Linked DNA regions of Homo sapiens: region 1 is linked to region 2. The links are chromatin contacts, found by Hi-C or POLR2A ChIA-PET in ENCODE. All regions are on one chromosome and are shown on one strand. Each heading gives the region's core, a stretch centred on a gene start or an enhancer-like site at or near the end of the contact. The rest is flanking DNA. Distances are from core to core; before and after follow the strand shown.

The links. A loop is a pair of places that touch in the nucleus more often than their neighbours do. ChIA-PET counts read pairs that join two places held with the same protein, here RNA polymerase II (POLR2A). Pooled maps may share reads with other maps.
Region 1: a loop to region 2 is called in a pooled map, with 3 times the contacts of the local background. The contact joins two enhancer-like sites. A Hi-C loop is called at or near these places in 2 of 50 pooled maps. POLR2A ChIA-PET finds 5 or more read pairs at or near these places in 2 of 52 experiments (activated CD4-positive, alpha-beta T cell and naive thymus-derived CD8-positive, alpha-beta T cell).

What each region holds. Positions count from the first base shown.
Region 1 is chr12:46,512,526-46,519,606 of GRCh38, reverse strand. The region is part of intron 3 of SLC38A4-AS1 (SLC38A4 antisense RNA 1); the gene reads right to left. Among named protein-coding and RNA genes, the nearest start is that of SLC38A4-AS1, 130 kb to the right of the region's middle. RefSeq lists enhancers at 2,014-2,193, 2,364-2,453, 2,644-2,693. Within about 2 kb of position 2,211, at least 4 of the 41 ENCODE cell types and tissues checked have a DNase peak (open chromatin) inside an H3K27ac peak, as active enhancers do.
Region 2 is chr12:46,121,538-46,128,250 of GRCh38, reverse strand. No RefSeq gene overlaps it. Among named protein-coding and RNA genes, the nearest start is that of SCAF11, 130 kb to the right of the region's middle. Within about 2 kb of position 2,975, at least 4 of the 41 ENCODE cell types and tissues checked have a DNase peak (open chromatin) inside an H3K27ac peak, as active enhancers do.

The DNA.
Region 1 (7,081 bases), core at 962-3,461, 390 kb before region 2:
ACCTGGGGTCAAACTCCTCCTTTTCCTCACCACACAAAAGTCTGTGTGCACTGGGAGCAAATGAGGTCAAATTCCAAAAGCAGAAAAGAGGCAACAAAGGAGAAAGACAGGGTGATGGGGGAGGAGAAGAAAGAAAAAGAGGCAGGTTTAGAGAGAGGGAAAGAAGGAGAAGGAAAGAGACAGGGGTTATAGAAAGAGAGGCAGAGAGATGGTTATAGAGAAGAAAGAAGAGAAAGGGTGTAATACAGAAGAGGAGTGAGGGAGAAGAGGAAAGAGGACAGAGGGAGTTCAAAAGAGAGAGAAGAGGAGAGGAAAGAAAAGAAGAAAAGAGGAAAGAAGAGAAAGAAAAGAAAAGATGACTGAGAACAGTGTATAAATATACTACAGAATTGACAAAGTGAAATGTTTCAGTATTATCATGTTGACTTACTTGCTAAACCCCAAAAGAACACTGAGAAAGTACATTTTGTGATTGAGAAAATAACATACTTTTCTAGACTGGAGGGTACAAATAATCACATAGCAATTTTAGGATCATTAACTTGAAAACTTTTGAAACACTACACAAAATGAGCGACATTACTATTTTTCCACATGTGATTAAGTAATTAGGATTCTTCAGTCAGAAACTATGTCCCTGTATTGCTGTAAGTGCCTTCAGCATAGCAAGTAAACAATGTTGTGAAATTAACGTGGAATGGATGGACAGAATAAACACAGTGAAATTTGGAGGTTCTCGAATCACATCCCCAAGGCTGCAGCTAAGGCATTACAACAAAGTGAGAGAACACATCTGTCTTTGGCTTTCTCAGCCTCCTCTTTCTGGACACTTTTGTCCCTTTTTGGTACCCCATCCCCCAATATTTTTCCCACCTCTCATATAATAAAACCTGCCTTCAAAAGACAAATTGACACTCCTGATAGTGTTGTAAAGGGCCAGTAGAACTTAATGGTCCATTCTTCATAGGGTCCTTCTAAGGGTCATTTTAAAAGGAGAACAAAGAAGCAAAGTTTTCAAGTCACAAAAATAAATATTTAATTCTGGAATTTCTGGCCTAAGTTAGCAAATGCTGGGAGCATTTGGGAGGATGGCACAGGAAGGAATGGGCCTCCTGGGACTCCCCTGGTCACATGGGTGGCTATCTACATGCTAGTCCTGGGTGCCAGTAACACAAAGTCAGGGTTCAGGCTAAGAATTTCTAAAATTCTGACCACTGGGCCCTCAAAGGAAGCCAATCTGCTTACATCTGATTTCAGTTGCTTATGTTTTGCATTTTTCTTGTAGAAAAATAAAGAGTTATTTTGGTCACATTATGCCACTGAAATCACAGAATGTTTTCCAATGCTTTTAATGACCACCCTGAAAAGAACAAATTTATCACTGTCTCACAACTTCAGAGAGTTTTTCAGAAACTATAAACAAAATATTTCATAATAAACTCTCTCTCTCTCTCACACACACACACACACACACACACACACACACACCCCACAAAGGAAGGAGTAACTAAAAATGCTCCATTCATCAATGATCAATTTTGGTCTTACTATAGAATTCTTTTAGTGTGCATTTTCCTTGATTTACTGGTGAGTAAAAGCATGCCTTCCTTTAAGGATTTCCATGTATTTTCTGCTTTTAGGCTAGTGATGGTATAAAATGTTTATCTTGGTTGCCAACTCCTGTGGATTGTTAGTGGCTGACTAAAGCCCTACGTTGACAAAGTTGCTGAAGCCATGTCCAGGTACAATGAGAAAAAAAGTACTATAATTGATTCTCATGTTTGCCATGCATGCAGAGGGAAAAATAATCACATGCCATCAACTGTTTTTGCCACTTGTCATACACTGCCCCCTCTACTGGTCCCCCTTGAAGTAATCCCTCTTCCAAACTAGTTCATACTTTAACCTTAGAGTAGAGAATAAAACCAGGTCTAATCTAATTAATATTTCACATTTTCTTGATCATAATGATAGTTTTATGGATACTCAAATAATCCAGTTAGAGGCAGTAAGACTTTAGTGGGGGATGCCACACCAAAGACTCTCAAATTTTGTCTGCAGCATTTCAGCTTGGGAGGCTTTTATGGTTTCTAGTAACTATATTGCAACCAGGAGAGAAAGATCACCTGAAAATGAAACCAACCCAGAGGTAGTGGAAACAAAACTGATGAGAGGAACTCTCCAAGGCATGTCATTAAGCCCTATTGAAAACTAGGCTTAAGCTACATAGAAATGTAGTGGGGGTGGAGTGGCCAAGATGGCCAACTAGAAGCAGCTAGCATGTGTGGCTCTCACGGAGAGGAATAGAGGGGCGAGTAAAAACAATACCTTCAACTGAAACATGCAAGTACTCGCATTAGGATTAACCAAGGAAACAACCTGACACACAGAAAACAAAGAAAAGCAGGACACTGAACAACGGCCCACTGGGGAACAGCACAGAGCCAGGGGATCCTCCCCAGTCCTAGAAAGCAGTGAGTGAATGAGTGACCCTGGGATCGCTTCTCCAACAGATCTTTGCAACCCTTGGCTCAGGAGATCTCCCTGTGAACCCACACCACCAGGGCCTTCAGTCTTCAGTCTGACAGAGCCATCTGGATTCTCACCAGAACAGCCACTCAGGCATGTGTGGAGAACGTGGAGGTTTAGGTGCTTGGGCTTTCTGGCAAAAGTAGCTGCAGCTCTGGCAAAATCGGAGGTTAGATTCCTGTACCTACCCTTAGGAAAGAGGCTGAATCCAGGGGGCTGAGCAGGAACAGTCCACAGGCCCCACATCCTCACCACCTCACAAGCTAAGACCCACTGGCTTGAAATTCCAGCCGGCTACCAGCAGCAGCATTGCACCTCCCTAAGAAGGAGCTTCTTGGGGAGGAGTGGGCTGCCATCTTTGCTGTTTGAGTGCCTTAGTCGTTCCAGCCTTCAGGTTTTGGAAAGTCTGAGCCAATCCAGGGCAGAAGAGATCCCCTAGCACAGCACAGCTGCTCTACCAAAACATGGCCAGTCTGCTGCTTTAAGCAGGTGCCCGATCCTGTTCCTCCTCACGAGTGGGGCCTCCCAATCAGGACCTCCAGCCACTCCCACCTGAGCTCTCCAGCCAAAAGAACTGTGAATTCCCCCTGGGAGGGTGCTCCCAGAGGGAGGGGCAGGCTGTTATCTTTGCTGTTTGGGCAACTTAACTGTTCCAGCCTTTGGGCTTCAGAGTACCTGAGGTGACCAAGGGCTGAAGTGAACCCTCAGCACAATGCAGCTATTCTATCAAAACAAGGCCAGACTGCTTTTTTAAGTGGGTCCCAATCCTGTTCCTCCTCACAAGGTGAGACCTCTCAACCAGGGTCCCCAGCCACTTCCTACAAGTGTCTTTGGGCTGACAACAGGTTCGTACCTCCCTGGGATAAAGCTTCCAGGGGAAGGGACAGGCTACCATCTTTGCTGTTTCACAGGCTTCATTGGTGACACCTCTAGGTTTTGCGAAATCCAAGGTGACTAGGAACTGGAGCAGGCCTGAAGCATACCATAGCAGCCCTATGGAAAAGTGGCCAGACTGTTACATGGGTGACTGTTTCCATATCTCTTCACTATGCAGGTCCTCCAGGCCTGGGCCTCCAGCCACCTCCTGTCAGAGCTAATCAAGCCAGCACCAACTCAGCAACTCCCTGGACAGACCCTCCAGGAGCAACTGAAAGCCTCTCAGTAGAGAACTGCCCTTGCTACCCTCAGACTAATAAAGGAGGAAAGACCCTAAGTGCCTTATCCACACCTCCAACAAGCTGCAGTTAATCCAAGGAGAGGCCAGTCTGTCTCCCACGGGTCCCACACCATCCTCCCTCCATGGCTAGTCACCAGACAGGGAATCTCTGGCTTGGGCTCACAGCACAGACCCTCCATCTTGGGCTGACTGTACTGAGTGATTGCTAACCTGCATCTTCCTGGGGTGGAGCCCCCAGGAGTCAATAAAATGACCCTTGGCCACACCACCACTAAGATCTCTTCCTCTATGGCCTCTAAGCTGAGGAAGGAATATAAACACTGAGATTGCCCCAGAGCTGCAGTGAGCAGCCCAGAAGTGCCAAGTCACGAACTACAGCCAGAACTAAAGGGTGGAGAGGTATCCACACTTTCAGAGCACTAAGAGGTAAAACAGCTCCAACTGTGAGGAAACATAGGGAAACCACCCAACCAAGCAAGAGTCTACCAACTGACCAATAGGCCTAAGTGTCACCTTCTGGATCACACTCCAAAGCTTCAACACCAAAAATATCTCACTAACATAACCCCTTCTGAAACCAGAGACAAGAAGTCAGCTTCAAATAAAGACCCTCACAAAGCCTTGGCCTAGTGAAAACATCCAGAAAAGAAGTCTATTTGACTGTATTCATCTACACTACAGTTAAAGGAACACCCACATGCAGAGATGAGAAAGAATCAATGCAAGAACTCTAGTAACTCAAATGGCCAGAGCGTCCTACATCCTCCAAATAACAGCACCAGTTCTCCAACAAGAGCTCTTAACCAAGCAAGCTCGAACTTGCTGGAATGACAGAAATAGAATTCAGAATATGGATAGGAATGAAGATCATCAAGATTCAGGAGGATGGCAAAACCCAATCCAAGGAAAATAAGAATCACATTAAAGTGATACAGAAGTTGAAGGATAAAACAGCCAGTATAAGAAAAGAACCTAATGAGTCTGAAAGAGCTAAATAACACAATACAAGACATTCACAATTCAATCACAAGTATTAACAGCAGAATAAACCAAGCTAAGGGAAGAATCTCAGAACTTGAAGACTGGCTTTCTGAAACAAGACAGTCAAAAATAAGGAAAAAAAAAAAACTAAAAAGGAATGAACAAAACCTCCAAAAAAGTATGAGATTATATAAAGAGGCAAAATCCACAAATCAATGGCATCCCTGAAAGGGAGGAGGAGAAAGCAAACAACTTGGAAAACATATTTCAGGATATCATCCATGAAAATTTCCCCAACCTTGCTAAAGAGGCCAACAGTCAAATTCAGGAAATACAGAGAACTCCTGCAAGATTCTACACAAGAAGATCATTCCCAAGACACATAATTGTTAGATTTTCAAAGGTCAAAATGAAAGACTGTTAAAGGCAGCTAGAGAGAAAGGGCAGGTTACCTACAAAGGGATCCCCATCAGGCTAACAGTGGACCTCTCAGCTGAAACCCTACAAGCCAGAGAGATTGAGGGCCTATATTTAACATTCTTAAAGAAAAAAATCTTCAACCAAGAACTTCATATGCAGCCAAACTAAACTCCCTAAGTGATGGAGAAATAAGATCCTTTTCAGATAAGAAAATGTTGAAGGACTTCATTACCACCAGATCTGTCTTACAAGAGATCTTGAGAGAAGCACTAAATATAAAAAGGAAAGATCACTACCAGCTAATCCAAAAATACATGTAAACACACAGACCAGTGTCACTGTAAAGCAGCCACACAGTAAGCCAACATAATAACCAGCTAACAGCACAATGACAGGATCAAATCCACACATATTAATATGAACCTGGAAAGTAAACAAGCTAAATGCCCCACTTAACAGGCATAGAGTGAGAAACTGGATAAAAAAGAAACATCTATGGTATGTATGCTGTCTTCAAGAGACCCATCTCACATGTAATGACAAAATAAAGGGATGGAGAAAAATCTACCGAGCAAATGAAAAACAGAAAAAAGCAGGGGTTGCAATCTTACTTTCAGACAAAACTCATTTCAGATCACAAAGATCAAAAAAGACAAGGAAGGGCATTACATAATGATAAAGGTTTCAATTCGACAAGAAGGCCTAACTATCCTAAATATATATGCACCCAACACAGGAGCACCCAGTTTTATAAAGCAAGCTCTTAGAGACCTACAAAGAGACATAGGCTCCCACACAGTAATAGTGGGAGACTTCAGCAGTCCACTGACAGCATTAGATGGAACATCCAGGCAGAAAATTAACAAAGACATTCAGGATGGTAACTCAGCATTGGACCAAACGGATCCAATAGACCTTTACAGAAGGTTCTACCCAAAACAACAGAATATACATTTATCTCATCACCACATGACACATACTTTAAAGTCAACCACATAATTGGACATAAAACAATCCTCAACAAATAGAACCAAAATCATACCAAACACATTCTCAGACCACAGTGCAATAAAAATACAAGTCAACACACTGAAAATTGCTCAAAATCATACAATTACATGGAAATTAAACAACGTGCTACTGAATGACTTCTGGGTAAATAATGAAGTTAAGGCAGAAATCAATAAGCTCTTTTAAAATAATGAGAACAAAGATACAACATATCAGAATCTCTGGGACACAGCTAAGGCAGGGTTAAGAGAGAAATTTATAGCACTAAATGCCCACATCAAAAAGCTAAAAAAAAAATCTCAAATTAACAACTTAACAACTGAAAGAATCAAAGAAGCGAGAACAAATTAACCCCAAAGCTAGCAGAAGATGAGAAATAACAAAAATCAGAGTTGAACTGGAGGAAATCAAGACAGAAAAATATTCAAAAGATCAACAAATCCAGGAGTTGTTTTTTTGAAAAAAAATCAATAAAATAGGCCACTACCTAGCCTACTTAAGAAGAAAAGAGAGAAGATTCAAATAAACACAATTAGAAGTAATGAAGCAAATGTTACAACTGACCCCACAGAAATGCAAACAATCATCAGAAACTACTATGAACATTTCTAAACACACAAACTAGAAAACCTAGAAGAGATGGATAAATTCCTGAACACATACACCCTCCCAAGACTGAGCCAGGAAGAAATTGATTCCCTGAACAGACCAATAATGAGCTCTGAAATTGAATCAGTAATAGCCTACCAACAAAAAAAAAAGCCCAGGACCTGATAGATTCACAGCCGATTTCTATAAGGTGTACAAGGAAGAGCTGGTACTATTCCTACAGAAACCATTCCAAAAAATTGAGGAGAAGGAACTTCTCTGCAACTATTTCTATGAGGCCAGCATCATTTGATACCAAAACCCAGCAGAACACAACAAATAAAGAAAACTTCAGGTCAGTACCCTTGATGAACA
Region 2 (6,713 bases), core at 1,726-4,225:
GAACATCACACACCAGGGCCTGTCAGGCGGGAGGTTGGGGGCAAGGGGAGGGAGAGCATTAGGACAAATACCTAATACATGCAGGGCTTAAAACCTAGACGACAGTTGATGGGTACAGCAAACCACCATGGCACATGTATACCTATGTAACAAAGCTGCACGTTCTGCACATGTATCCCAGAACTTAAAGTATTAAAAAAAAAAAAAAAAGAAAGAATACCCCGACAGGCTGGGTGCAGTGGTTCACACGTGTAATCCCAGCTCTTTGGGAGGATGAGGCAGAAGGATTTCTTGAGGCCAGAAGTCTGAGACCAGCAAGACCTCATCTCTGCAAAAAATTAGCCAGGCATGGTGGTGCATGCCTGTGGTCCCAGCTGCTTGGAACACTGAGGTGTGAGAATCGCTGAGCCCAGGAGTTCAAGGCTGCGGTGAGCTATGATCACGCCATAGCACTCCAGCCAGGACGAGAGCAAAACCCTGTCTTTAAAAATATTATCTACACAGTCTTGTTTGAGGATAAAAGCAATAAGCACACATGCTGAAGCATAAAAGGCCTTAGCAGATATAGCCCTTCTAGGGAAAAACTACAAGAGATTATATCAAGCTACACAAGGAATGAATGGACATGATAGGGTAAAAGCACTGGGATTATACTCAGTATTCAAAGAAAACAGTGTGTGTAGTGAGTAGTTCAGGAATTAGACCTCTGGAGCTTGAATCATGGCTCTGCTAATTCTCATTTTGAGCTTTAGACAAATTATTTAACCTTCCTTGTTCCCTTACTGGTAAGATGAGGATGATGATGTTTGGGTATCAGATGAAATAACCTATGTGAAGTTCTTAGCATTATATCCAGCATTAGATACTACTATTATAATAAAACAGTAAAATTTATTAAAAAATAATGGCTTCAATTTTTAAAGACTTTTTTATAATCTTTTGTCTTTTAATCTTGAGAACTAATATCTCTGCTGTAAAGAAATTTTTTAAAGACTGAAATCATTGGAAAGTTGGACAAGAAACTGGTATCGCTGATAACTCTGGGAAAGGAAAGCGGGTAGTTGGAAGACAGAATGGGATGGAGAATTTTCACTGGCTTTTCACCAACATATAGCTTTTGAAATTTGTCCTATGTGAATATATTACACATTTTTTAAACAACTAAAATTAAGAAACATTTACGTAAGTTTCCATAACTCCTCATTTTTAATCATGGTTTCTTTTTCTTCTTTGAAAATTCAAGTATAATTAAATTTAATACTTTAATGTAAAATTAGCATGAACAGTATGGTCTCATTTTTGCAAAATTATTCTTAGCCAGCCAGCCCTCCATCTGTATATATGCAAGAAAGAGGTCTGAAATTATTTCCTACGTGGTGAAATTTAGACTATTTTTAAAATTCATATTTTTCAGAATTGCTTGAATTTTTAAATAATAAATATTTGCCTTTTTAAAAAGTCATTGTTCTAAATAAATAAAAATTGTTATCTATTGGTTGCTAAGAAAAAACAAGGAGCTTGCCTGTACCACACAAGGGACTGGGCTCTGAATGTCGAAGTCCACCCTGGAGGGTCTGGTTAAAGTTCTGGTTGTAGAATTCTGTGCCTTAACTTCTGCTTTGGTAAATGTGCTGCCAAGAGGTTATGTCCCGTGGTGTGTCTTGTTGATTCTTTAAGTGGGAGGCTGATGCCTGATCTAGCCTCCTGCCAAACTGGACTAACTGCCCTTTCATAAGGACAGTTCCTTTTTGTGTTCCTGGTGTTCCAATCACCTAGAGTGCCCTCATTCTCCCTGACCCCTCAATTATATCTTTCTTCTAAAGCCATGTCAGGACCATGTCTTCCATGTACCTTTTTCTAACCTGTATACATGATTTCCCTCTTTGAAATCCCATAGCACATTTTTACAGCTGTCTTATGGCCATTCAATCATGTAACAAGTGTTTATTGAACATACGCCTTATATTTGTTTGTATATATGCCTTACTCTCTCTGCCTTAGAACAATTACCTGAGGGCAGGAAGTATGTCATGCTCATTTGGTATTTCTACAGCACCCAGCATAATACCTTTTAAAGAACAACAGTCAAAAAATGTTTGTTGCATAATTAAAGAAATGAACAATAAGTATTTGTTGGATTGAACTGATTACTTGTTTTTGCACATTTTCGGAAGCTTAGAAGCCTTTTTGTGTTGAAAGCTAAGCGGTTCACATGCCTTCAGAATTATTCTGAGTTTGTCTAAAGTGCAAACATTTCCCCTTTCTCTCAAAACACTGGCATGGATAAAAATCCTTGGAAAGGTACAAGGTCAAAATGGCTGAATAATAGAGTAGTGATTTTTATTTCTGCTTCATTCTGAGGAGGTGCGGTAATACTGAAAGCTGACATAACAAAGACAATTTCTCCCTAGTCCTCTGATCCCTAATGTTCAATATCGGCTCAGAGACAGCTTTCCAAAATGAGTTCACATTACTCAGAGTTTTCGTCTTTTAATGGGGCTGTTTAATCACAAAAAGCTACATTCGACCTATATTACTGAAAATCTAAATAAAGCTAATATGGTACATATAATGGCATATTGACGATGAGATAATGTGTATGGAATTTAAAATAAAGGCACTACAAATACAAAATAGTGTGTAGAATTAAAGCAACATCTTTGAGATAGTGAGGATTAGATATGGAAACTGTTCCTCTGTAATCTAGTTAGAGCTGTCTTTCCAAAACAGGGTGTGTTGAAAAGCCTCTCTCTCTCTCCCTCTTTCTCCTCTCCTCCCCTCCCCTCTTCTCCCCTCCCCTCCCCTCCCCTCCTCTCCTCTCCTCTCTCTCCTCTCCTCTCTCTCTCTCTCTCTCTCTCTCTCTCGCTCTCTCGCTCTCTCGCTCGCTCTCTCTCGCTCTCTCTTCTCTCCTTTCCCCTGAACCCATGAAGAGTGAGCAAAGAGTAATGTGCTGCCATCTACTGACGGCTGCATTAAAGAGCAGCTCAGGACACATTAAACAATTTTTTAAAATAAAACTGTTGAAAACCTCAGAATACGTGTTTAGCTCAACTTATTTTAAACGTAGTGATTGGCACCTACAAGATTCTTAACTTTCTGGGGGATAATCATCGTGAAAATTGGTGTAATTGAAGAAGAAAATCAATGGATATGTGTAAATAACCATACAAATTTAAAGATTAGAAAGTTTAACTTCAGGCTTCAGTGGAGGACCGAACAGCTGACTCATTCCATTAAAAAAAAAAGGAACAAGAGAACACAAGCACTTCCATACTAAGGTAAGCTAGTGCTTCTGTCAGTCCAATGTTACGCACAGTGAACACTGTAAACTGAGGAGGTCAGGGATCTGATATTTTATATTCGGCAATGTATTTCTAGTGTTGTATGCCATCCCTACCACATCGTAGGTACTCTATAAATACTACTTGAATTAATAATCAAGTAGGGATTCTTTCTATTTCTTTTCAGTTTTGTGTGTTTGAGCTCCAAGGAGTGCACCAGAATCCTAGCATCTCAAGAGTCAGTACACATGACCCCGTGGTTCGTATTTTGTTTTGTTTTGACATTTCTGGTGAAAGATTAACTTGAGTCTGAATCACTAAGATAACTCCTCAATATTCCAGTTCAGTCAACATTATTTGTCAATTAAGTTTTTTGTACATTGTAAATTGAAGTGTAAAACTTGACTCTGCCCTGAAATTAACTTTCAATGTGTCACTCAGAGACAAAATCAAGAAAAAAAGTTGGAGACGATCCTGTGCCTAATTAGAAGGATTAGAAAGGGCTTTGAAAACAATTAGCTTAGACTTTCTAACTAAAGCAAAGTTATTTAGTTTAGGGAGGCCCTTTCCTTTTTTTAGTCCTTTAAAACTAGACTCATATAGCCAAAGTTTATCCTCCAATAATCATCTGTTTACACTGGCAGAAGCCCCAACAGATTATGGCCTGGATGGTCTGTAACCCATCTACTCTGCTCAGGGGCCCTCAGCTCTAAACTGTGTATAGATTAAGATCTGCATAGACATGGGGCACAGAATTTGATACCTGGAGCCGCGGCAGTTTTTCTGGGAACTTTGTATCCAACCATCCAATTTAATGCACTTCAAAATGTATGGGTAAGAAAACAGCTCCTGCCTCAGAAGAGAAGGGCATTTAACAAGGGGCAAAAGATGAAGTGAACAAATTATTATGTTATTTGATTCAAAGGAGGAGGAGGCCACATCTGTTGGAGGGACCGTAACCAATGTTATGAAGTAGATAGAATTGGAATGGGTCTTTAAAGATAAGTAGAATTTTACACTTTGGGTTTTAGGCGGGGAAAAAATCATAAATGACATTTAGAAGACATTTTTGAACATTATATGTATAGATTTGGCTACTATGAGCCTAATCTTCACCTCCAAAAAGTGGCAACTAAATTGGAATGGCAACATCATGTGCTGGCTCTGAAATCAGGTGCCTGGGTTGAGTTACATTTTTGTTGTGTGTTGGGCAAGTTATTTAGTAGCCCGGGTCCTCAATTACCTTTTCTGTACAGTGAGAACAATAGAAAGGCCTATCTCATAGGTTGTTTTGAGGACTAAATGAAAGAATTCATGTGCTTTGGTCAGTGCCTGGAATATAGTAAATGCTCAATAAATATTATCTATTAAATTTGGTGAGTTTGTACTTAGTTTACTAAACAATGGGGAGCTATTCAAGGTTTCTGAGTAGAAAAGCTATATGTCTGAAGCTGAAACTCAGAGTAATCCATTTGTCAATGAGGCTTATGATGAATTAAAGAAAGTTGAAGGGGATGCAATTAAGGATACCAAGTAGGGGGATTATACAACTGTCCAGGGGAGAAGTAATGAGGGTCACAATTATAGGTAAAGTGGTAAAAGAGAAAAAGGAGGAGGAGGAGGAGAAAAGAAGGGATAATTCTGAAAAACTTCGAGATAAATAATTGATAGGTATGCCGGTGAAGTGAAAGGGGTAGGGAGGAGTCAAAGGCAACTCTAAGCTTTTAAACCTGGGTCCTAGAAAATCTTTAGTGAGGAACAGGAGATATGCGAAAAAACTGATTCAGGGGAAAGTTATCCAGGTGGAGATCCCAACAGATAGTCATAACTTTAAATATGGACCTCAGAAGACAAGTCAAACCTAGATTAAGTGAAGCCTTGGGTAGAGATGAAATCATGGAAGATGTGAAGGTTGCCCAGGTCAAACCATCTAACTCAAAATTTCTTCTTCTTTCCACCTATGGATATTACATGAGTTCATATGCGTTGGTGGAAAGAGAAAGGGGCTTGTATATTTTAAAAAGTGAGGCTCACCTCCTGATTTCCCCATCTAGCCAAGTGTCACTTTAGGAATCAGCTGCCTTGTCTGAAAAATAGAAATAGTGCTAATCTGTTCCTTGCAGAGTTATTCTGAGTATCAAATGAAGTCCCAGTCTCTTTATGGCTAGTTCAACAGTGATCATCTGCAGGTGCAGGATGAAATTTCTCTCCCCGAAGGTCTCCAAGGCTCCGGGCTTGTTCCCGCATCCAGTATTCCTATATCCACCAAACACTTGAACTTACCACTGAACACACTTGAACTCGCCACTGAACACTTGAACTCATCTCTCCCAAACCTTCCAGGCTTGGTCAAATTCTCCAGGCTGCTGCACAAGCTTCTCCTGACTAACTCCAAATTCCCTGTCCGTGGCCCTCTTCTGCCCCACTTCCTCTCCCACAGAAATTTAGATGCTTTCAACTGGGCATGAGAAAAGTGAAGAAAAACAGAAATACAAGGAGAAAGTGATCCAGGAAAAAGTTATTCTTTCAACTCCTTCACTCATTGTGTCCCTTTTCATTTTGTCTTTCATAAAAATTCTCATCCCAGAATCATATTTAATCTGTTTATTAGTCCCATAATTACGTAGTCCCTGCCAGTTAACATTCACCCCAATACAGAGTTAGCATCCCCACACCATACACACACCCACAGGCACATGTAACAATGTTATTTTGCATGTAGAGGAAAGAGCCATTATTGATCTCAGAACAGATTTTCTCCACTCTTTGTCCATAGGAGGAAAAAGACCCTAATGTTCGTAATGTAAGTCGTAAGTCCATTGGTTCATTCTCCCCTTCCCCCATCTTACACAACAAATTCTAAGCAGGAAGTTTTAAAATCTGTTTAATTTCACCTTGAGTGGGTCCCAGGACCTCCATAAACTATATTATTTCTACATATAAAACAGCTCAGTAGGTGCCTTCAAGTTTACAATAAATTGCTACAGACTTGGGGTGTCTTTTAGTTTCCAGGAAAGCCAGAATGCTCCCTTCTGTACTCTCTCAGCATGGTGACCTGCAATTTCAGAATCTTTTGCAGCCTGTATTTTGGTTTCTCTGCCCATTCATTAGTTGGACAAATGTCTGTTATCACCTGAAGCATTTATGTTCCAAGCCTAAAATCAGTCTTCTCCCACTCAGCATCTCTTTGTTCTCTGGAAAGCAGCTTGGACTTACTAAAGAATTTTCAAGAAAAAGCACATTCTAGTATACCTAGTACAGAGGAATCCTGGATTTTTACTCCAGACTTCAACATCAGCATCAGGTCTAGTAGCCTTGACAAATATCTTGCATCATGTCATAATAAATAGCATGTATTATTAGGTGCCTGTTATAGATTCTGTAGTGCATTTTGTGATGTGGAAGATTCAGAAGTAAAAATAAGGACTACAT